3 separate regions of the Homo sapiens genome follow, and regions 1 and 3 are each linked to region 2. A link is a loop called in an ENCODE intact Hi-C map of the cell type or tissue named here. Cell type or tissue: endothelial cell of umbilical vein. All regions are shown on one strand.

Region 1 (8,000 bases), 200 kb after region 2:
GCGAAACCCTCTCCCTGCTAAAAATACAAAAAATTAGCTGGGCATAGTGGTGCACACCTGTAGTACCAGCTACTCAGGAGGCTGAGGTGGGAGGATCACCTGAGCCTGGGAAGTCGAGGCTGCAGTGAGCTGTGATTGTATCAGTGCACTCCAACCTGGGCTATAGGAGTGAGACCCTTTCTCAAAAAAAAAAAAAGTTTAGATAATATTACATTTTAAAGACATAATGCCATTGCACACTTCATAGACTACAGTATAGTGTAAACATAACTTTTAAAATGCACTGGGAAACCAAAAAATTTGTGTGACTCCGTTTATTACAATATTCACTTTATTGCAGTAGTCTGGAACTGAACCTGCAATGTTTCTCAGGTATGCCTGTATTTTTTTCATCATGCCTTACAATGCATGCTGGCAGATGGAACTCAGAATTTTAGAATTTCTTAGAAGCCAAGGAGAATGGTGGCATGACTTGTGTCTTTGACAATATTTTCAGTGATTCTATACCTTTAGGTTATTAGGGGGACTCGATAAACATTCCCAGGGAGCTAATGGTGAGAAATGAGCCTTGGATAACCAGAGAGAGAAAGCCACTCACCCTGCAGACATTTTGTGCAAAAGTGAGAGAGATTGATGAAGATTGTTGAAGATTGTCGCATGTACCAAACACACAAGTTTTATTGGCAAAATAATTCTTTTTGCTGTGTCCTTTTTTAGCACTCTGAAACCCACAAAAACACTTTAACACAGGTTTTTAGAACCCCACAGCTTCCAAAAGTAATTACTTCTGCGGGAATCCTGGGCCTTATTCTATTTCCATGTGGCACTGGGAGTGATATTTGCAAGGAAAATAGAGTCACTAGGAAATGGTCTGCCTTTGTTACAGAGCTTATCTCCAACGTCATTCTTGACCTTCCATTCAAGGCATCCAGCCCTCTCTTTGGCATCACTAAGTATAGAACCGTGTGACATGCGCTCAAATGAAATCATCAGGAGGAGCAGGTGAAACTTGTAAAACTAATGCTTGCTGGGGCTTTGTTGCCTTTCGTCCATGGCTCCCAGAGATTTGTCAAGTAGTAATTATTTTTCACAATGCTCTTGGTGAGGAAAGTAAGAATCATTACTCCTGTTTTGCACTCTACATTTTCTTGTACAAACCAAGAGAACAGAATATGACTTCTCAATGAAAGATGGGAATGAGAGTTTATAGCCTTTAGCTCCACAATGAAAACCATATGGTTAGTTATATCAACAGAATCACCTGAGGAGCTTTACAAATCACCCATGACTGGATCCCATCCTCACAGATTCTCATTTAATTGGCTTTGAGTCAGATCTGATTATTGAGGGGTGGGTAGTTAAAGCTCCCCGTGATTCTAATGGGCTGTGAAGGTTGAGAACTATTGAGTTAGATAATTGTTTGGAGCTATTTTCTTTAGGGCCCCACCTGCATATATCCTGCAAGTACCTCAAACTCAACATGTTTAACCTCCCCCCAAGCCTGTTCCCCCTACTATGTCTCCTATCTTAGTGACAGCTTCACCATCCAAATGGTGGCCTGTGACCAAAACCTGGATGCCATTCTTGCTTCTCTCTTCTCCCCTTGTCCATTCAGTCACCACGTCCTGCCAAATGTAGCTTTCAGTTATTGCTTGAATTCATTCACTCCTCTTCTATTCCATCTTGGGTCAGGACATTTCAATTCTTTCCTCTCTCTTGTCTTACTCCCCCATAATCTCCCACTCTTTAGCTAGAGTGAATTATTCAACTTTTCTTTGGAAACCCCTTTATTAAGATACAATTTACCGCAAAGCCTCTTGCCACCACCAGCCAACACACTCCCTCGTCCAGTCCTTCCAGAGCTGGTCATTCGATCATGCGCTCTCTGACTTTTGCACATACTCATCCTTCAACCTGGCACACTGTTTCTTCCACCTCTGCCTCCGGACCTTATTACCTCCTTTCAGAAGTCAGCACTGACTCCTATGACACATGAGCATAACTGAGTGCCCCTTCTTTGTCCTCCCAGAGTAATTTGGACTTGCCCCTTTCATACCTGTGACAGGTGAAGCTGAAATGTCAATATGGGGGCCACTGATGAGAGGCAGTGGGTGCAGTGATGAGAAGAATCTGGTTTGCAGGAGTCTGAGATTTGGGTCTTGGCTTTGGTAAGAAAGCTCTGTGCACTTGAACTCTGCCACTTCCCCTCTGTAAAACTGCCTTCTCTTCTGAAAATGAGGACATTAAATCTACATTACCTCCAGGTTCCTTAAAGCCCCAGATTCTGTGACTATGACTGATAGCACAGAAATGAATGTGTGTGTATATATATATATATATATATATATATATATATATATATATATGTATGTATTCTCCTCTTGTAGGCATTAGTTTTTCTTCTCTTTGATTCTGTTCTCTGCACCCTTTCATCATGACCTTATCTTGCTGAATCCACCATTTCCTTCCTTCTTTCTGGTTTCTTTCCCTTCTCTCTGCTCCCTTTTTGCATTCTTTTTCACCTTCCCACCCTCAGCTGCTCCTCCCTTTCCAATTAGTGCATTCCCTCATCTCCAGATTGTTTCTTTTGAGTCTTCCTCTCCTTGGCCTCTTTGAGCCTATTTATCATAGCTTTCTTAGTCTTTACGCTAGTGGTTGAGCTTATCCTCTCCTTTATGCATTCTTGTGTGTAATTTTGAGCCCAATTCCCTATTTGCTACTTCACTGGGCTCCTGAAGCCTGCTCCCCATTCCTTTTGGCGCATCTAGTTCTGCAAATCCTCTAGCTGTGGCCCCCCTGCTGTCTTTGGCAGGAAGCTTGGAAGGGGGTGGGGACTTCTAGGCCACAAAGCCCTGGGAAATTAAGCAGAGCCTCTGGATCTCCCTTCCTGACAGCTGGACACAGTTCTGGCGATAATTGGACCACCTTAGGGATAGAGATGCCCCTTGTCCCTCCCCATCCCAGAAATGCCAAACACATAGTTTTAACATCTCTCTTCAAACAGACAGGTTTTTAGGCTGGATGGTGGATGAATTCGGTTTGATGCCCCCTTCACCAATAGATAGAGCAATATACGGTGGACCCCTAGTGTCCAGAATAAATTACTGCATCCTCAGGGGTTTGGAGGTCAGTTCTCAAAATTGTGCTGTGTCCAACTCTAAGCAATGAGGAGAAAGTAGATGTATAGGTATGGATATTTGAAAATGTTCTTGTTGAATTATCTGACTGAGCACAGAGTTTAGAAAAGAGGCCATGAAAACACAACCGAAAACCTTGCATAATTGCCTTCTGTCTACCGCAGGGTTTCTCAGCCTCAGCACTGTTGACATATTGGACTAGATAATTCTTCACTGAGAGGGCAGTTCTGTGCAATGTAGGATATTTAGTAGCATCCCTAGCCTCTGTTCACCAGATGCCAATAGCACTTCAGTCATCACAATCAAAATTATCTTCAGATATTGTCAAATGTCACCAGGAGTGACTAAATCAGCCTCTGTTTAGAGCCACTGCTCTATCCCAATCCCCCACTCCCTGAACCTCTCTGGAATGCAGGTCATGGTAAACCCCAATATCTGGCCATAATGGGGACTGTGAACCAGGTCCACCATCACTATCTTCGTGTCTTCCTACTAGGTGTTTCAAATCAGCTTTCTCTCACTCACTCTTGCCTCCCTCTTCTCTGCTAACATTTCAGGTAACCAAGTTGTATTTGGAAAGTGGTGAAAGGTACTTGGGGTTTGATTAGGGGGAGGATTGTAAAACCATTACATGTTTGACTGAGGAATGAGATTGGCTGTAAGTATTTGTGTCAGTGACTAGGAGAGACACAGCTCTGTAATTGATTATACTTCAATACCAGATGGAAAATATTTAAACTTATAGAAAAAAAACAAAGGTTGCCATGTTTTTCTTTTCTTTCTTTCTTTTTTTTTTTTTTTTTTTTTTGAGACAGAGTCTTACTCTGTTGCCCAGGCTGGAGTGCAGTGGCGAGACCCCGGCTCACTGCAACCTCCGCCTCCCAGGTTCAAGTGATTCTCCTGCCTCAACCTCCTGAGTAGCTGGGATTACAGGTGCCCGCCACCAGGCCTGGCTATTTTTTATATTTTTAGTAGAGACAGGGTTTCACCATATTGGCCAGGCTGGTCTTGAACTCCTGACTTCATGATCCACCCACCTCAGCCTCTCAAAGTACTGGGATTACAGGAGTGAGCCACCATGCCCGACCATGTTTTTCTTTTTCATTAGTTTCACCATTCTTCAACCCTGGCTTACCCCTAACATTTGTGGGGCCCAGAGCAAGAATACAAATGGAGAGCCATACATCATATTTAAAAGTTACATGTGTAACTAACAAACTGCTAAATAAAATGTGTTTGATCCTTCTACTTTGACAACTATGCCTTAATCACAAACTGGAAAGCCAGGTTCAAATATAGACTTCTGGGTTCTGCATCAGAATATGGTAGTGTGTGGAGAGTTGGCCCTTGGCCTTTCACCAACTCTCCCTTCTCCTTCTATGCTTGGCCTCTTCCTATGCTATGTGGGTCCTCTGGATTGATTTGTGGGCACCCCAGGCTGCATGGCTGAGCTCTCTCCACAACCTCTGCAGACCCTCCCTGCTTGGCCCGCCCTCAGAAGTAGGGCTGCTCTGAGTGTGTGGTCCACCCTGGAAAGACAGGTTGGGAGATGAAGCTCTCCCAGGCCTAGCAGCAAGCTCAGAGTTGATTGGGCAGGAAATTCTAGAGTTCTGGGTACCCTGATTATGATCAAAAGAGTAGGTGATGACTCTGGGTGGGTCTTCCCACCAAGGGTCTCCTTGCCTTTATGAGATAGACACAACCAAAGGGGGCCAGAGTTGGGCCATCTAATGTGTGGGACACTATGAAGATGGTTCTTCTGCAGGTCTCCAGGTGCTCTTCACACCCACCCTTTCCTGAAGTCACATTTTCAGCTGAGACTGGGAATAGAAAAGTGATTGCTTCTAACCTCAGTGAAATAAATCCTCAGTGAGTTAAAAAACGGTGGTTCCTCTAAAAAAAAAAATTAAGGTAAAAAACAGAACATAAAAATTATCATCTTAACCTTCTTGTAAGTGTGCAACTCAGTAATGTTAAGCATATTCACATTGTTGTGAACCAAATCTCCAGAACTTTGTCATCTTGCAAAATGGAAACTCTACACCCATTAAACAACTCCCGCGGTCAGGCATGGTGGCTCACGCTTGTAATCCCAACACTTTGGAAGGCCGAAGTTGGAGGATTGCTTGAGCCCAGGAGTTGAGACCTATCTGGTTATCATAGTGAGAACCTGTCTCTACAAAAAAAAAATTTTAAAATTAGCCAGGTGTGGTGGCATGCTTGTAGTCCCAGCTACTTGGGAGGTTGAGGTGGGAGAACTGCATAAGCCCCGGAGGTAGAGGCTGCAGTGAGCTACTGCATGCCAGCCTGGTGACAGAGTGAGACCTGCCTCAAACAAAAACAAAAACAACTCCCCTCTTCTTCTTTCCTCCAGCTCCTGGTAACTACCATCCTTCCTCCAGCCCGTGGTAACTACCATTGCACTCTCTGTTTCTATGAATTCGACTAGAATTCATAGAAATTTAGATACCTCATATAAGTGGAATCATGTAATATTTGCTTTTTTGTGACTGGCTTATTTCACTTAGCCTAATGTCCTCAAGGTTCAGCCATGTTATAGCATGTGACAGGATTTCCTTCCTTTTAAAGGATGAATGATCTTCCCTTGTATGTGTATACCACATTTTATTTACCCATTCATCCATCTATGCACATTTGGGTTGCTTCCACCTCTTGGCTATTTGAATAGTGCTGCTGTGAACATGAGGATACAAATATTTCTTCAAGACTCTTTCATTTCCTTTGAATATACACCCATAAGTAGGATTGCTGGATCATATGGTAGTTCCATTTTTAATTCACTGAGGAACCTCCATACTGTTTTCCATAGTGGTTGCACCTTTTACAATCCCACTAACAGTGTACAAGGGTTCCAATTTTTATTTTTCTACATCCTCACCAACACCAACACTTGTTTTTTTTCTTTTCTGTGTGTGTGTATGTGTGTGTGTGTGTGTGTGTGTCTCTGTCACCCAGGCTGAAGTGCAGTGACGCAATCATGGCTCACTGCAGCCTCAACCTTCCCAGGCTCAGGTGATCCTCCCACCTCAGCCTGCTGAGTAGCTGGGACTACAGGCATGCACCACCATGCCAGATTAATTTTTATATTTTATGAAGAGATGGGGTTTTACCATGTTGCCCAGGCTGGTCTCAAACTCTGGGCTTAAGCAATCCACCCAACTTGGCTCATGCTGGGATTACAGGCGTGAGCCACTGTGCCCAGCCATTTTCTGTTTTTTAATAGTGGCCATCCTAATGGATGGGAGATGATATCTCATTGTAGTTTTGATTTGCATTTCTCATAATTAATGATGCTGAGCATCTTACATGCTTTTGGCCATTTGTAGATCATCTCAAGTTATGTCTATTCAAGTCCTTTGCCTATTTCTTAATTGGGTTAATTTTTTTGTCATTGAGTTGTAGGAGTTTTTATATATTCTGGATATTAACCCCTTATCAGAAAATATGATTTTCAAATATTTTCTCTTTCTATAGGTTGCTTTTTCACTGTTGTGTTCTTTGATGCACATATGTTTGAAGTAGTTGCAATTTTTTTTGCTTTTGTTGCCCATGTTTTAGATGTCATGTCTAATAAATCATTTCCAACTCCAATATCATAAAGCTTTTTCCCTTATATTTTTTGTAAGAGTTTAATAGTTTTATGTCTTACTTTTAGGTGTTTCATCCATTTTGAGTTAAATTTTGTATGTGGTGTAAGATAAGGGTCCAACTTCATTCCTTTGCATGTGGATATCCAGTTTTCCCAACATTATTTGTTGAAGAGACTGTCCTTTCCCCCATTGAGTGGTCCTGGTACCCTTGTCAAAGATTATTTTTAAAAATAGGGTTTTAGCTAATAGTCTATGTTTAGCCTTAGATGTGAATTTGGCTACATTTTGCTGCGCTTTGGAGATTTCCTTTTGTTTTAAAATCAGATATAATTGAAGAAGGCTGCTTCTTTTGAGAATTTCCATAGAAATTGTGCCCAACAATAATTAACTGGAAGAAAACAAGTTGTCCGATTTTTCCCCCAGGGTCTCTAATTTAGGTCTTCATTGGAAATAGTCTAAGATACATCAGACTGTATTAGGAATGTACTAGCAGCAGTTCTCAAGTATGGCTTACAAAACTGAGGGTCCCCAAGACCTTTCTAGAGAATCCCCAAGTTCAAAACTGTGTTCATAATACTAAGACATTCTTTGCCTTTTTCTCTGTGTTGACATTTGAATTGCTGGTACAAAAGCAGTAGTGGTTAAAACTGCTGTAACTTTAGACTCGAGACAATGACAACTATGTCCATAGTCACTGCACTATTCATCATCATGCACTTGCAGTAAAAGCAATGCTAGCTTCACCTAAGAGTGTTCTTGATGAAGCTGTAAAAGCGATTATTAAATCTTGGCCCTTGAGTCCCCGTCTTTTTAGTATTCCATTACAAAAGAGGAAGTACACATTAAAGTACTTCTGCTACATATACCAATGTACAATGGTTGTCTTAAGGAAAAGTACTTGCACAGTGGTTTGTGCTACAAGCAATACTAGCCACTATTTTTTTTCATGGATCACCATGTCTACTTGAAAGCATGAGTGATAAACTATGGTTATTCAGATATGACTATTCGGCAGATATTTTTCAAAATGGACAAAGGGAACCTGATAATTCAAGGAAAACAGCTGAGAGTATTCATTGCCAATGATAAATCTTAAGGTTTCAAGCAAAATATTTTTGGAAAATTTTTATTCACCACCATAAGCTTGGCAGATTCCCAGTACTTAGAAAACTTTTTGATGAGACTAGTAGTGATATTAACACATGTGTGATGAGACTAGTAGTGATATTAACACATGTGTGTGTTTAAAAAT
Region 2 (8,000 bases):
AGTGTTGGCCTGCCTTGCTAGGTTGGGGAAGTTCTCCTGGATAACATCCTGAATAGTGTTTTCCAACTTGGTTCCATTCTCCCCATCACTTTCAGGTACACCAGTCAGACGTAGATTTGGTCTTTTCACATAGTCCCATATTTCTTGGAGGCTTTGTTCATTTCTTTTTGTTCTTTTTTCTCTAAACTTCTCTTCTCGCTTCATTTCATTCATTTGATCTTCAATCACTGATACCCTTTCTTGCACTTGATTGAATCGGCTACTGAAGCTTGTGCATGCATCACTTAGTTCTCGTGCCATGGTTTTCAGCTCCATCAGGTCATTTAAGGTCTTCTCTAGGCTGTTTATTCTAGTTAACCATTCGTCTAATCTTTTTTCAAGGTTTTTAGCTTCTTCGTGATGGGTTCGAACATCCTCCTTTAGCTCACAGAAGTTTGTTATTACCAATCGTCTGAAGCCTTCTTCTCTCAACTCGTCAAAGTCATTCTCCGTCCAGCTTTGTTCCATTGCTGGTGAGGATCTGTGTTTCTTTGGAGGAGAAGAGGTGCTCTGATTTTTAGAATCTTCAGCTTTTCTGTTCTGGTTTCTCCCCATCTTTGTGGTTTCATCTACCTTTGGTCTTTGATGATGGTGATGTACAGATGGGGTTTTGGTGTGGATGTCCTTTCTGTTTGTTAGTTTTCCTTCTAACAGTCAGGACCCTCAGCTTCAGGTCTGCTGGAGTTTGCTGGAGGTCCACTCCAGACCCTGTTTGCCTGGGTATCACCAGCGGAGGCTGCAGAACAGCAAATATTGCAGAATGGCAAATGTTGCTGCCTGATCCTTCCTCTGGAAGCTTCGTCTCAGAGGGGATGGGTTGTCAGTCGGCCCCTACTGGGAGGTGCCCCCCCAGTTAGGCTACTTGGGGGTCAAGGACCCTCTTGAGGAGGCAGTCTGTCCGTTCTCAGATCTCAGACTCCGTGCTGGGAGAACCAGTACTCTCTTCAAAGCTGTCAGACAGGGACGTTTAAGTCTGCAGAAGTTTCTGCTGCATTTTGTTCAGCTACGCCCTGCCCCCAGAGGTGGAGTCTACAGAGGCAGGCAGGCCTCCTTGAGTTGCAGTGGGCTCCACACAGTTCAAGCTTCCTGGCGGCTTTGTTTACCTACCCAAGCCTCAGCAATGGTGGACGCCCTTCCCCTAGCCTCACTGCTGCCTTGCAATTCGATTTCAGGCTGCTGTGCTAGCAGTGAGCGAGGCTCTGTGGGCATGGGACCCTCCGAGCCAGGCGCAGGATATAATCTCCTGGTGTGCCGTTTGCTAAGACCATTGGAAAAGTGCAGTATTAGGATGGGAGTGTCCTGATTTTCCAGGTACTGTCTGTCATGGCTTCCTTTGGCTAAGAAAGGGAATTCCCTGACCCCGTGCGCTTCCCGGGTGAGGCGATGCCCCGTCCTGCTTTGTCTCATGCTCCGTGGGCTACACCCACTGTCTGACAAGCCCTAGTGGGATGAACCCGCTACCTCAGTTGGAAATGCAGAAATCACCTGTCTTCTGCATGGCTCACACTGGGAGCTGTAGACTGGAGCTGTTCTTGGAACCTCCTCCTCATCATCTTGCTTATTTTCTTATAATTTGCTTATCTCACCTACAAATAAATTACAGAGGGAAAAATGCAACTAATTGAGCACTCCATTTTTGGTAGCTAGTAGCTGATGGTATTTTAATAAACTGAGAAGCTAATGAGGTGAATTTTCATGCATGGCTTGTAGTAGCAGGTGCAGTTCTGTGGTGTAGAGGCAATATGACATAGTAGGCAGTTGCTTGGATTTGGTTTGACTCCTGGTCCTGCTTTATGGATGCTGCAGATTCCTTACTTTGGAAAAGAGGAATGAAGAATGCCTAGCCCTAATGTGAAAATTCAAAATACTCCAAACTCCAAAACTTTTTGAGTGCGGATGTGATGCAGCAAGTCAAAAATTCCACACCTGACCTCCTGTGATGGGTTGTAGTTGAAACTTTTAAAATTATTTAAAATATCGTATAAAACTACCTTCATGCTATGTATGTAAGGTGTATATGGAACATAAATGAATTTCATGTCTAGACTTGGGTCCCATCCCCAAGATTATATATATGAAAATATTTCAAAATCTGAAAAAATTTGAAATCCAAAAGATTTATGGTCACGAACATTTTGGATAAGGAATACTCAACCTATACCTCACCTGACTCATGGAATTGTGATAATCAAGTGAGATAATACTTATTAAAGCACTTAGTATAATATGATATACAGACATGGTATTGGTATTATATGTGATAGTTCTCTGGCCCAAACATGTCCTTAATGTCTTTTTCAGATATTCACACACCCTTCCCCTCTACCACCCCTGCCCCCCTTGGCAATTGTCCAAATAATGAAAACAAGAGCTTTGTGAGACTTATTCTTTTCAAACTTTATGGCGTCATTTATTAAACTAACTTCCTTTTCATTGCAAGATGGAAAACATTTTTACTTCTTTTGGATGATTATGCCTTGTGGCTTGAAAGGAAAATTCATTCAACAAAGCAGCTACTATGTTTATATGTCAGGCAGTGATGACTGAGGCAAAGTCATTGCACTGTGGCTCTTACAGTCTAGAGAAAATAAAAACATTTTATAAAAGCCATGTATAATGATATAACTGTTTATGTAAGATTGTGAAACAATGTAAGAAGTTGAAAGAGAGAGTTTGACCCTTTAAGACAGGAAATCGTTTTGGCCACCGCCTCTTGTTCTAACTGAAGAAGGAATCAACAAACACTGCTCAGCAGTGAGCGATGATGAAGAAACTGGCAGATGGTTTCCTGGGACTGGGTATCTCTGTACTAAAAGACTGATGAGGATTTTAAAAGATGCTTATTTTGCTGAATTAAGATTAAACCTTAAAATAGGAAAGGAGAATAAAGTACGGTTTGAGACTTCTGTCAGGTTTCTCTCCTAAAAACAGATTGACTAGTGCTGTGAGAAGCACTTCTAAAGAAAATCAATATATGCTCAGCAAGGAGCAAGTAAGTTGTTTTTTGTTTGTTTGTTTTTAACTAATGGACTTTTAAAAGTAATTTTAGGTTCACAGCAAAATTGAGTAGAAAGTACAGAGAGTTCCTACTTACTGCTTTTCTCCACACATTGACAGTCAGGCACCAGTGTGGTAGAATAATAAGCTTTTAATAGAATGTTTATCTTTGTGTTTTTCCTGATCTCTTCTATCAAAACATTAGCCTTTTTTTTTTTTGTACATGACTTAAAATCCTTTTTTTAAATTTGGAATTAGAGTTTATAAGTGAGTATTTTGACATCCATATTTTCTGACAAAATGACTTTCACTTTCCCAAGTTCCCAGGCTATTTTTGCTTTCTCCATCCCACCCCTACCCCTTGTTAGAATGTTAGTATGTATACAGATTGGTTTTTTTTAATATTAACATTAAATCAGGGACATTCTTCAGTGCCACTGAATTTTTTTTTCAACATAATTTTGATAGCATGGTTTTACTTCATGGAAAAAATGGAAGATTGCAAATTGTTAAATTTTCAGTTAAATATAACCGGCCCTTGAAATTCAGCTCCTTGCATTTTATTAGGAACTTGATTTTTATTTTCCTTTTTGCACCATCACTATAGTAATGGGATTAAAGTTAAAACCAGCAAATTTAAGCAGATATTTCTATTTAAGCAGATATTTCTATTTAAGCAGCTGTGATTAGAAAAGCAGATTGAATTCACTGAAGAAATGAAGTATCTCCAGATTTTATTTTACTGTCTCCTTCCCCATATATCTGTTAATATAATCTTTTTAGATTCGAGGATTTCAACAAGTTACTTCATGTTTTCTCAAAGATTTATTTTGGGTCTATAATTACTTGCCTCGAGATCTTCCATTTTAAGTTAATTACTATAAAATATTTTTTACTGTTACTAAATACCTCAACTCTCAGTGTTAACCTTTTTTTTCTACCTTTTTGTTGGGTTTCAAATCATTGATATTTTCAGATTTCATAGTCTATAAGGTATGGCTTTTTAAAGCTGTGTAGTCCCATATTTTAACGTAAGATGGCAGCATTGAGATAAATGTGTAGTGACACCAAGTGATTTTAGTTATTTGGTCAATTAGCCCATTGTAACAGGGGAAACTTGCTGCTTTAAAGTTCTTAGAAATGTACGCCAATTCTAGGTGTTTTTGCCAACTTTTTGAAGTCACAGTTCCATGGAGTTTAGCCAGGGGTATCAGGAATCTTTTCAGTGCTAGGAATCTCTGTAGTGTTGAAAGATACTGGCTAAATATTTTTTTTTTTTTTTTTTTTTTTTTTTGGAGACAGAGTCTCGCTCTATCCCCCAGGCTGGAGTGCAGTGACATCGTCTCGGCTCACTGCAACCTCTACCTCCCAGGTTCAAGTGATTCTCATGCCTCAGCCTCCCAAGTAGCTGGGATTACAGGCACCTGCCACCATGCCCAGCTAATTTTTATATTTTTAGTAGAGAGACAGGGTTTCGCCATGTTGGCCAGGCTGGTCTTGAACTCCTAACCTCAGGTGGTCTGCCTGCCTTGGCCTCCCACAGTGCTGGGATTACAGGATTACAGGGGTGAGCCACAGTGCCCGGCCACATACTGGCTAAATATTAATAAGTAAAAGTTTATATAACTAGCCTGGCTGTACTCTGAATTCATATTCAAATGTCCAGCTGCCTTTTGAATAGACACTTTTTGACTATCACTAGATTGTAGGTCTACTAAGTAGTTATTCATTATTTCTGCACAATTATTTTACCTTTGTACATTTTTTTTTAAAACTATTCTTGTTGAATTGTATCCAGTTTTGTAAGAATCACTCTTAAATCTGTTGTCATATCTATTCTTGTCATAGTTGGAGAGTATACCTACTCTGTGCTGACCCCAACAGTAGAACCGGAAGGCAAATCTTGTTTCAGTTACTATTTTAAAAAAAGAAACCTCACACACACAAAACCCCACAACTTTTTAATAACTGTTAAATAAGTAGAATAGGCTGTTTTGTGAAGTAGTAAGTGTCCTATTTTAGAAATATGCTAGTTGAATCTGGATAACTGTGTCAGAGATTCTATGGAAGAAATGCTTCTACCACCTAAGAGGTTAGGAAATTATTTCATGGCTCCATAACTAAAGGCTCAGTTCATTTCAATTCAGCAAGCAGTTTTTGAGCACATACAATGTGTGGTCACAATGCTAGGCATTGGGAATACATAAACATGGATAAGAAGTTATACCCGCTACATCCAAGGGGCTCTCAGTCTAGTAAGGAAGATGTCTTAAGAAAGTAATTTAGTCAAAAGCGAAAGGATGCTTGGGAAAGTAAGTCATCTCTGCAGTTCATGGTAGTTGGAAATGGCTTCTGTGTGGATGTAAGATGTAAGGTGAGCCTTAATCATTGACACTGTAGTGTAATGGAATTTGCATTGGCATAGGATTATTAAAACTCAAATCCTTGTTCAGCGTTTCCTAACCAAAATTTTGTCATCTTTAAAATTCAGGTAATACTCATGTTTCAAGGTGTTGAGAAGGTTGAGTGGAGTTCTGTGTTCATGTATGTCTGTGTACCACACAAATACATGTAAAGACACATTTATCTTTTACTACTATGCTTTACACAATTAAGTATTTTATTAATTGTTATTAATACCATCATGACAATCATTCCAGGCAAAATTTGGCTAGAGAAGAATAAGGAAGACATCAAGGAAGAAGAGTATTGAGCAAAGGCCTATGTGGGAATGAAAATGTAAAATGCCCAAGTTAATTTGATGGTTTGAGTTAGACAGTGTTGGGAAATAAGCTGTTAGGGTGTTATCTATGCCAGAGAAAAACAGTATACTTTACCTGTCATCTAGATGCTGATTTAAAAATTTTCCTGGCCTGGCGTGGTGGCTCAGACCTGTAATCCCAGCACTTTGGGAGGCCAAGGCAGGAGGATCGCTTGAGCCCAGGAGTTTGAGACCAGCGTGGGCAACAGGGGTAATCCCTACCTCTACAAAAGAAAAAAAAAATTAGCCAGGCGTGGTGGCATGTGCCTGTAGTCCCAGCTACTCACGAGGCTGAGGTGGGAGGATCACCTGAGCCAGGGAGCTCGAGTCTAGGGTGAGCCGTGATCATGCCACTGTACTCCAGCTTGGGCAACAGAGCAAGACCCTGTCTCTAAATAAATAAATAAATAAATTAAGATTGTTCCTATTTCTGCTTTAGTTATTTGTGTTAATTTTAAATAAGTTCCATGTATTCTGAGGTTTACACTTAAACATCTCTCTCCTTAATTAGAACATAGACAAGTAAAGTCTATTGTTATTTTTCAAGAATATTTGGACAAATCTATTGAAATAAATATACAGCGTTTTCCAGGTTATCTTTGATAACCCACTATGTTCAGGTTATTTGGCTGGCAACAGAGGGTATATACAAAGATGAATGCATTGAAATTGTCTCCAAACTCAAAGTTTAGAGAACACTTATAATAGCACTAAAACAGATAAAAACAAAATTACTGAGAGAGAATTAATTTGAACTCTTTGGGGTTTGGTAAAGGCTTTATGAGGAGTCTTTGAAGTAGGCTACCAAAGACTTTTCTTTCACTAATCTCAGCATATCAGCTCTTAGTAATTGTTTTGATGTGTTTTTTAATAACTCGATTGAGGTATAATTCATGTAAACTGTACATATTTAAAGTGTACAATTTGGTCAGTTTTTACATATATATATACGCCCATGAAACCATCACCATAATCAAGATAAAATATCCATCACATCCAAGTTTCTTTGTGACCCTTTCTAATTCACTTTCTACCCCCATTTTCAGGTAACACTGATACACTTTCTGTCACTATACATTAAGTTGTATTTTCTAGGATTTTATATAATGGAATCATAGTGAATTTTTTTTTGTTGGGCTTCTTTCACTCAACATAGTGATTGTAAGATTCATCTGTGTTGCTGATGAATCTAATAGTTCATTCCTTTTTAAGACCAAGTAGTATTCTGTTACATAGATCCACCACCATTTGTTCACCTTTTGATGAACATTTGGTTATTCACAGTTTTAAGGCTATTGCAAATAATGCTTCTGAATATTTGTGATCTTTGTATGTTATGATTTGATTTCTTGGGAACCTACCTAATTAGATGGAATGGTTGAGTCTTAAGTAGGTGTATTTTTCACTTTTTTTTTTTTGAGACAGAGTCTTACTCTGTTGGCCAGGCTAGAGTGCAGCGGCACGATCTTGGCTCACTTCAGCCTCTGTCTCGTGGGCTCAAGCAGTTCTCCTGGCTCAGCCTCCCAAGAAGCTGGGATTACAGGCATGTGCCACCACGCCCAGATAATTTTTGTATTTTTAGTAGAGATGGGGTTTCATCATGTTGGCCAGACTGGTCTCGAACTCCTGACCTCAGATAATCCACCCACCTCAGCCTCCCAAAGTGCTGGGATTACAGGCATGAGCCACCGTGCCCGGCCGTCTTTTTCACTTTTTAAGAAACTGCCAAACTTTTCCCACCAATGTATGAGAGTTTCAGTTGTTCCACATCCTGCCAACGCTTCATATGGCAGGTCTTTTTAATTTTAACCATTCTAATGGGTGTGTAGTAGTACTTTGTTGTGGTTTTAGTTTGCATTTTCATAATGATTAGTGATACTGAGCATCTTTTCATGTGCTTATTTACATCTATATATCTAGTTTGGTGAAGTCTTTATTTTGTGTGCTTTTTAATTGGGTTATCTTTATTACTGTTTGTGTGTGTGTGTGTGTGTGTGTGTGTGTGTGTGTGTGTTGTCTAGGTACAAGTCCTTTGTCAGATTTATGCTCTATAGGAATATATTCTCTTAGTCTATGGTTTGCCTTTCTTAAAAAATATATATATATTAATGGACTGATTTTGCCCCATTATTGAGGCATTTCACCCTGAGTATTTATATGTACCCTGTGTATTTTGAGGTTTTCCCACTCTGGCTTATGTGAA
Region 3 (8,000 bases), 240 kb after region 2:
TGCAGGGGCTGGAGATCCTTGGGGTATATCATTCTCAGATTCCTTCCTCATTTTTCTCTAAAATAACTTTATGAACATCAGATTTATAGGACGGGGAAAAAATTTTTATTTTCTACTTACATTTTCATTTTTCAAGATGAGTTTCAGGATTGCTTCTCTCTGTTTTAAAGCCTAAAAGCAGGATAATTTCCAGTTAGCATTTTTATTTTTTATTTTTTTAAAAAGATCAAGTAGTGTTCCTAATATTTTGTCCCTTCTAAAGTCTCTCTCAATACTTATAAGGAGATGACAGAAACTTTGAAGAGGTCAAAGCAACTAGATTCAAGGCTCTAGAGTAATTATCTCTGGTTCTCCTACTGAACTGTATCTTCTTACTCTCATCCCCAGTGCCTAGTACAATGTTTGGGAAATAACACACCTTTAATCTTTAATGAGTAAATGAATATCTATGACTATAATGTCTTCCCTCTATAGTTCAGCAATCTTCATTTTTTTTCCCTTCATGCAGGAAACTCATGAAAACTCACCATAAAATTTATTATCAGTAATTCAAAGAGATGGCAACAGTAACTTCTCAGTTCCTCCATTTCCTTCTCCTTCTTTGACCACTAATTTATATTAGTGAATTTTAATTTAGTGCTGATGATATATTTGTTTACATGTCTGTATGCTTTTCCCCCAGTGACAATTCCTATTTTTACACCATACAATAAATACAAACTACATTTAGCTCCTTTTATAGAATCCCTCAGCTATATAGTCAATATAGATGCTTCTTAAAACTATCATGGCTGAATTTATCCCTATTCCCACAAACATCGACAAAGCAGAGCTGGTTACAATGACTACCAAATCAAATTACTTGAAAAACAAACCAAACTCTGCTCTTTCTGTAATTTAAGTGTGTCAAGTAGGAAGGTTAATTTGATATGTCATGTGATCACCAACAAATACTCTGTTAAACATTTCACTTGGAGAAAAGTTTTAAGATTAACCATACACTTTACATCATATTACATAAGAAAAAAAACTAACCTATAAAGCGTATTCACTAAAATGGAATAAAATGGAGGTTACAAATTTCCATTTCTATGTTAACACTATACAAATTTATAATAAACTTGATAAAACCTGTTACAACCCATTTTGATTACTCACACGACATATTAAATTTACAACTTTAATTGTGGCTACTTTCCATGCTACTGTATCCTATGTTCTATTGTACTGTACATCAAAAACCATAGCTGGCCAGCCACAGTGGCTCATGCCAGTAATCCTAACACTTTGGGAGGCAAAGGTAGGAGGGTCCCTTGAGGCCAGGAGTTGAGACTAGCCTGGGCAACATAGTGAGACCCGTCTGTAAAAAAATTCAAAAATTAGCCAAACGTGGTGGTGCATGCCTATAGTCCTAACTACTCAGGAGGCTCAGGTGGAAAGACTGTTTGAGCCCAAGAGTCAAGGCTGCAGTGGGCTATAATTTATAATTGTACGGCTGACAGAGCAAGACTCTGTCTTTAAAAAAAGAATAAAATTTAAAAAACCCTTAATTGTCCATTGTACTAACTATTGGATTAGTGATAGAGATTCTATAAATTATCTTCAGAACCAATTAGGTAAACAAATTTTTAAAAAAGTGTTCTGATGTCTTGCTTACAAAATCAAAACTCTTGTGCAAAGCATATAAAGTTCACCTAAACCCAGAAGCAGTCTACCTTTTCAGCCTCCTCTCCATCTATATTCCTTGGTGCTGCGCTCACCAAACTACCCTCAGAACTCACCATTAAACAGTGCTTCCACAAATTCTTGACTTTGTTCATTCTGGCAGGAAAGCCCTTCCTTGTCTCATTTGCCTGTCAAATTCCTATCATCCTTCAAGGTCCAGCTGGATTCTGTAAATTCCATGGACTTCCCTGACAGAATATTAGTTTTCATCAACATCTCAGGCTCTCATAGCTCTTTAAACATACCTTCATAAAGCATATTTTACATTATTTATTTCTGTGTCTGCCTCTCCAAAACAGAATTCTTCAAGGACCAGGCCCATGTCCCATCCACCAGATCCTAGCAGGTCTGTGACACATATTAATGCTCAATAAATATTAGTCATACTAGGCTGGGTGCAGTGACTCATGCCTGTAATCCCACTTTTGGAGGCTGAGGCAGGCATATCATCTGAGGTCAGGAGTTCGAGACCAGCCTGGCCAACATGGTGAAACCCCGTCTCTACTAATAATACAAAAATTAGCAGGGCATGGTGGTGGGCGCCTGTAATCCCAACTTATTGGGAGGCTGAGGCGGGCTCGCTTTAACCTGGGAAGCAGAGATTGCAGTGAGCCAAGATCGCGTCACTGCACTCCAGCCTGGGTGACAGGCAAGACTCTGTCTCAAAGAAAAAAAAAAAATCAGTCATACTAAATAAATTTTATAGTCTCCTAAATTAAGTTTAAAAATCTTTTCATTGATTCATTGGGTAAATTTTCTAAGGATGTGCACACACTTAACCACTTTATTACAGTTGTAGCTATAGTAAAGAGTTGATCAGAGTAATTTTATAGAGTCCATAACCATCAATCTTTCAGAGATCATGTTTACTACCAAAAACCAATCTGATAAATTACAGAATATAAATGGGACAAATGATTTTTAGCCAGATTATAAATGGAATTAGAGTAAGTTCCTCTAAATGGCAACACATGTAACATGCTGATTGTATGGAACATATTTTCTACTAGTAAAACCTGTTTTTTCTTTCCTTTGCAGTCTGAAGGCAGACAGAATTCAAGATTTGAAGATCTGTGCCAAAATTATAGTGTACTGGTAAGTCATAATCATCTACTAGAGGGGTACTTTTTAACTAACAAAAAATGCTAGAAAGAAGGCAGAACTGGTTTAACACCATCTAAGCGTTTGCATTCTTAAGGTAAACTATGATATCTACTGGAATCATTAATCCTATCAGGGAAGCACTGACTACATCTGCCAATACTCAATCAAATAAATCCCTGTTGTTGTTCATGGCAGGCCTTCTGAATAGAACAATTCTTCAAGCCAAATTTCTCCAATTCTATTCTATGCTAAACCAAAACTATAATTTAGATTTTCTTATGTATCTTCCTGTATAGATGACTTCCTATATCCTAAAGTAAATCACTAAAATAGCCAGGCAAACTTGAGATAACTATATATATATACTTTGAAGAGAAGCAAGTAACACTAATCTTAGGATAGAAATAGAGAGTGGAAAGGACAAAGAAGCTACTGTCAGGGTTTCTGCCCCATTCCTTCCCTGTCATAAGCACCCCTATATGACAAAATATTCCCTTCTTAAAATTAAAGGTGAAGACCTATAAAAAGGTGAGTATTTAACTCTTCATAATATCAATCAAGACCACCTACAGGCTGGTTGATATGAAATCTTGTAGGCATTCTTCTCATTATAGCCGAGTCAAGGTCCTGAGGACGATTGGTAGCTCCCATTACTATGACCTAAGTGTATAAAGAAGACAGAAGGTATTAAATCTACCAATTATACTCCTCTGAGAATGTTATTACTAGGGCTTAGTTTTAAAAATTAAGTGGTATTTTAACTAAATCCTTTGTAAGAAATCTGATTTTAAATCACTATTATTCAACTATTTACAGGTATAAATTGAAGTTAATCCTAAATAAATCAAATATTAGCAAAACTGGAAAACTAATGCATTTCACTTCATGTCTTTCTAGAAATTAAAGTATGTAATGTTCAGTTGCAAATAGCCACTGAAAAATTATTAAAATTTGCTTTTAAAAAACTATTGTATTTTGCAAAATATGGTGCTTAATGAATACATGTTGAATGACTAAAACCCATTATGTTATAGCTTGGGTATACAGTTTGGGAGTATAAGGGGATAATTCAAGTCCTTAAATAATAATATTATGGAGAGAATCATTTCCCCTTAATAAGTCTGAAGATTCTGGTAACTGTAATAGATACTGTGTACTTTTTCTCTATATTTCACATCATCATCTCATGGTACTATCAGCACTGCAGGTGATAGCTTCTCAATGCGAAATAAAGTCTCAAGTAATCCAACTTTAAACAAAGATAACAGAGTATAAGCAAACATCAAAATGCTGGGAAGAACTCTTTTTAAAAATGCTGGCAGCCCTGCCAACCTCTGAGTCTATGTCACTTATTTATAAAGGATGTAGAGATTAAAAAAAAAAAAAGAACTTTAAAAATAAACATGAATAAAAACAAAGATATATAAAACAAGTTAATTTCTGAAGGACATCAATATTACCTTTACTGTTGATACTTCAGTATAACCCAGTAACAATACACATCTGCTATCCAAAGTGAAATTTATTGGTATTCCATGGAAACACATTTCTCTAACATTACCTTATTTCTCCCTAAGAGGTTTTACATTTCTGAAATAATCCAAATCTTATATCCTACTTCTACTCTACACTGAATGACATTCAGGAGCCTCAGAGCCCAATTACTTTCAATTAACTGTGAGAGTTTGCCACCTAGAGGAAGAAAATATAAACACAAATTTGAAAAATGTTAGTTCCACAACACAACATAATGCAAGTTTGTATTTGTGTTAAGTGGTCCTAAAATCAAAATATTAATGCTCATATTTATTTTTCTTTATTTTCTTTCTTTCTTTCTTTTTTTTTTTGAAGACAGAAAGTAGCTGGGACTACAGGCACATGCCACTGTGCCTAGCTGATTTTTCCGTCTTTAGTAGAGACAAGGTCTCACTATGTTGCCTATGCTGGTCTGAAACCTCTGGGCTCAAGCGATCCTCCCCACTCAGCCTCCCAAAGTGCTGGGATTACAGATGTGAAACACCACACCCAGCCTCTTTATTGACTTTTTACAACTCAATAAAATTAATAAAAAAGAAAAAATTTCTTCCAAATTTAAAACAAACAAATCTTAAAAGTGGGTGAATGAACTAAAAGCATAAGATAATGAATGAGTATAAGGAAAAAACATCACAAAAGACACTGTGGTTAAGTCAATATTTGGGGGGGAAAAAGGGAAATGGCCAGCATTTGAAGAAACATAGGACAAAGCAAAACAAAATTTAAAAGCCAGTATAGAGGATGGAATACTAAAAAATAGAACCAAGGAATCCAAATAAAACTAGTAAAACATGGCCTATTGAGTATGTATAACAGATACTCATGATGAAAAAGCAAAAGTGATTGAAATCACGTGTAGTTTCACATAAAGAAGCAAATTCTAAGGAGTAATTTTAAGCAGCAAAAGCAGAGAACCTTTTCATATATATTAATTCAATACAAATGAGCTAAAATATAAAACAGGAAGTGACAGTAATTTTTTACTACTTAAGAAACAAAATCAATGCTCCTTTTATGTGTTAGTTGTTCAAACTTTTAAAAAAATCTTTATTTTCTGTTCCTGCCTTCATTTGCCAAGAATCATGGCCTCCAGCTTCATCTGGAGGAGGGAGAGGATCAGGAAAAATAACTAATGGATACTAGGCTTAATACCTGGGTATGAAATAATCTGTACAACGAACTCCCCAAGACACAAATTTATCTATGTAACAAACCTGCACATATACCCCTGAATTTAAAATAAAAGTTTAAAAAAAACTCTTTAAAACAAAACATAATTTTTTTATCATTTCACATTTAAAATAATCAGACCTAAATTTACATCCCAAAACTTTAACTTCATCAATGAATACCCTAAAAACACTATCTTTTATGTCTCATGTCTCTCAAGAGGAAGAATATGTCATCAGTCACCAAGGTTTCCAGAAACAGTGACCGGTTTCATTGAGCCGTTCTCTATTTCTATTTCCTTGGTGACCATATTACAAGAAAGCTAGCTAGGGTACTGGGCTCTCTTCATAATCATAGAAAAGACAATTCTAGAGAAGAGCTAACTGGTTCATATGAAAGTAGAATATGTCTAAAACTATTACTCAAAATTAATAATATCAACTTTAACCCCCGCCCCCAAAATACAATAAAGGTTAAAAAGTGACCGCAGTTTAATAAAAAGGCAGCAGCATTTGCTCTCTCAAATCAAAACTCATCATAATGAAAACAGTAATTGCTATTAGTGCAATAAGGAATTTTGGTTCTGAAAACTCTGTTTTAAGTTATGCTGTACCAGAATCATACTGTGGAGCTATAGATGAAGTGGCTCTGGAGAAGACTTCATCCAATTGCCTCTATATCCCCTGCTGAAAATAGTTGAACACTATGCTCTGACAGGGTACATAATATTAAGATATTTTCTCTTACATGGGCTAACTATCCAATTGTCTAAGTGCTTTAAGTATTATTTCTCAGGGAGAATAATTAGTTTTTGGCAACCTGTACATGAGTCCCATTGATAAACCGCATAGATTTATCAAAACCAATTATTAATGAAAAATGTTTCTATTAATGTTACCTAAATTTATCTATGTTATGTTTTTTCTTGAACCATTCAACAAAAGCTAAAGGCTGTTTTCCTCATAATAAAACTACACTTTCACAAACATAATGTAGAAGGAGGACATGTGGCTTAATTTTCTTCTTGAGAATGATGTTGTTCAGACTTTTGACTTATGCTAATGCGGTGGGCTTAAGGGATCCTTAAACCCTCTGGCCACAAAAAGAAAATATTTAAAAGACTCAAATAAATTAATCTACAATTTTGCAAAGAAGTAAACGAATTAAGCTAAGGCTGGAGGTAAAGCCTATGTACTTAACTCAGGTTAATTCCTCATAACAGTTCTGAGGTAGGTAATATTCCTCCCTTTTTATAGATATTATTCCCTCTATACAGATACAGAGTGATTATAAAATTTGGCCAAGGCTACACAGCTTGTTGATGCCAGGGTTCTGATTTTCTAATCCAATTAGAAACATGAGTAATAAGCAAGAGCCTATCAAAACTGACCTGGTAGATGTGAAAAACAATCTAAGAATTTCTAAAACTGAAAAATATAATACTTGAAATAATAAGCTCAATGAAAGAGTCAGATAGTAGAAGAGCTTCAAATGAACCAGAAGAAAGGAAAAGAAATTATCCAGGACATAGCACAGAAAGACAGAAAATATGAAAGAGACGTTAAAAAAGACATGAAATAGGCCAGGCACAGTGGCTTAACCTGTAATGCCAGCCAAACTTGGGAGGCCAAAGCGGGCAGACTGCTTGAGCTCAGGAGTTCAAGACCAGCCTGAGCAAGATAATGAAACTCTGTCTCTACAAAAAAAACACCAAAATTAGCCAGGTGTGGTGGCGTGCACCTGTAGTCCCAGAGACTTGGGGTGCTAAGGCAGGAGAATCGCTTGAGCCCAGGAGGTTGAGGTTGCAGTGAGAGCCATGTTCACGCCACTGCATTCCAACCTGGGCAACAGAGTGAGACCCTGTCTCAACAAAACAAAACAAAACATGAAATAGAAATAAGGTCCTACATATATCCAACTTGCATTCCAGAAGGAGATAAAACATGGAGAACAATAATTGAAGAAATAATAACTGAATTTTAAATAATTCTAAATATAATACTTTTTTTAAAAAGGCAAAAACAGATTACAAAATAGGAAATACTAAAGTTGGCTGGGCGCAGTGGTTCATGCCTATAATCCCAGCACTTCAGGAGGGTGAGGTGGGTGGATCAGTTGAGGTCAGGAGTTCAAGACTAGCCTGGCCAACATAGTGAAACCCAGTCTCTACTAAAAATACAAAAATTAGCTGGGCATGGTAGTGCACGTCTGTAACCCCAGCTACTTGGGAGGCTGAAGCAGGAGAATCGCTTGAACCCGGAAGGCGGAGGTTGCAGTGAGCCGACATCACACCACTGTACTCCAGCCTGGGCGACAGAGCAAGACTCCATCTCAAAAAAAAAAAAAAAAAAAAAGAGAAAATACTAAAGTTAAAACAACAAAAGAACACTGTTAACTTTTCCATGAGATATAAGTAAGTGATTCATTAAAAAAAAAAAAAAAAAAAGGGAAAATGGTTCTAGGAT

What was found. A loop is a pair of places that touch in the nucleus more often than their neighbours do. Peaks named below come from ENCODE experiments on the same cell type or tissue, not always from the same donor. Only the 100,000 strongest peaks of a DNase experiment are listed, where the experiment ranks them.
Region 1: a loop joins it to region 2, with 11 times the contacts of the local background. A loop is called at or near these places in 73 of 110 quality-filtered maps.
Region 3: it touches region 2 in a loop (10-fold over the local background); 31 of 110 quality-filtered maps call a loop at or near these places.

Annotation. Positions count from the first base shown.
Region 1 is chr10:87,732,341-87,740,340 of GRCh38, forward strand. All of the region lies in intron 9 of PAPSS2 (3'-phosphoadenosine 5'-phosphosulfate synthase 2), which reads left to right. Among named protein-coding and RNA genes, the nearest start is that of PAPSS2, 76 kb to the left of the region's middle. In endothelial cell of umbilical vein, a CTCF peak has its summit at 3,096; DNase peaks (open chromatin) are centred at 931 and 3,051.
Region 2 is chr10:87,529,740-87,537,739 of GRCh38, forward strand. All of the region lies in intron 4 of MINPP1 (multiple inositol-polyphosphate phosphatase 1), which reads left to right. Among named protein-coding and RNA genes, the nearest start is that of MINPP1, 29 kb to the left of the region's middle. RefSeq lists a silencer at 7,501-7,550. In endothelial cell of umbilical vein, a CTCF peak has its summit at 4,058; DNase peaks (open chromatin) are centred at 2,652 and 4,072; H3K27ac peaks cover 1,450 bases.
Region 3 is chr10:87,767,553-87,775,552 of GRCh38, forward strand. It overlaps ATAD1 (ATPase family AAA domain containing 1), which reads right to left. Exons shown (of 10, transcript NM_001321967.2): 7 at 3,400-3,489; 8 at 121-171. It overlaps LOC124902476 (a long non-coding RNA gene), which reads left to right and starts at 126. Exons shown (of 3, transcript XR_007062224.1): 1 at 126-2,820. In endothelial cell of umbilical vein, a CTCF peak has its summit at 4,527 (motif pointing left); a DNase peak (open chromatin) is centred at 4,519; H3K27ac peaks cover 139 bases.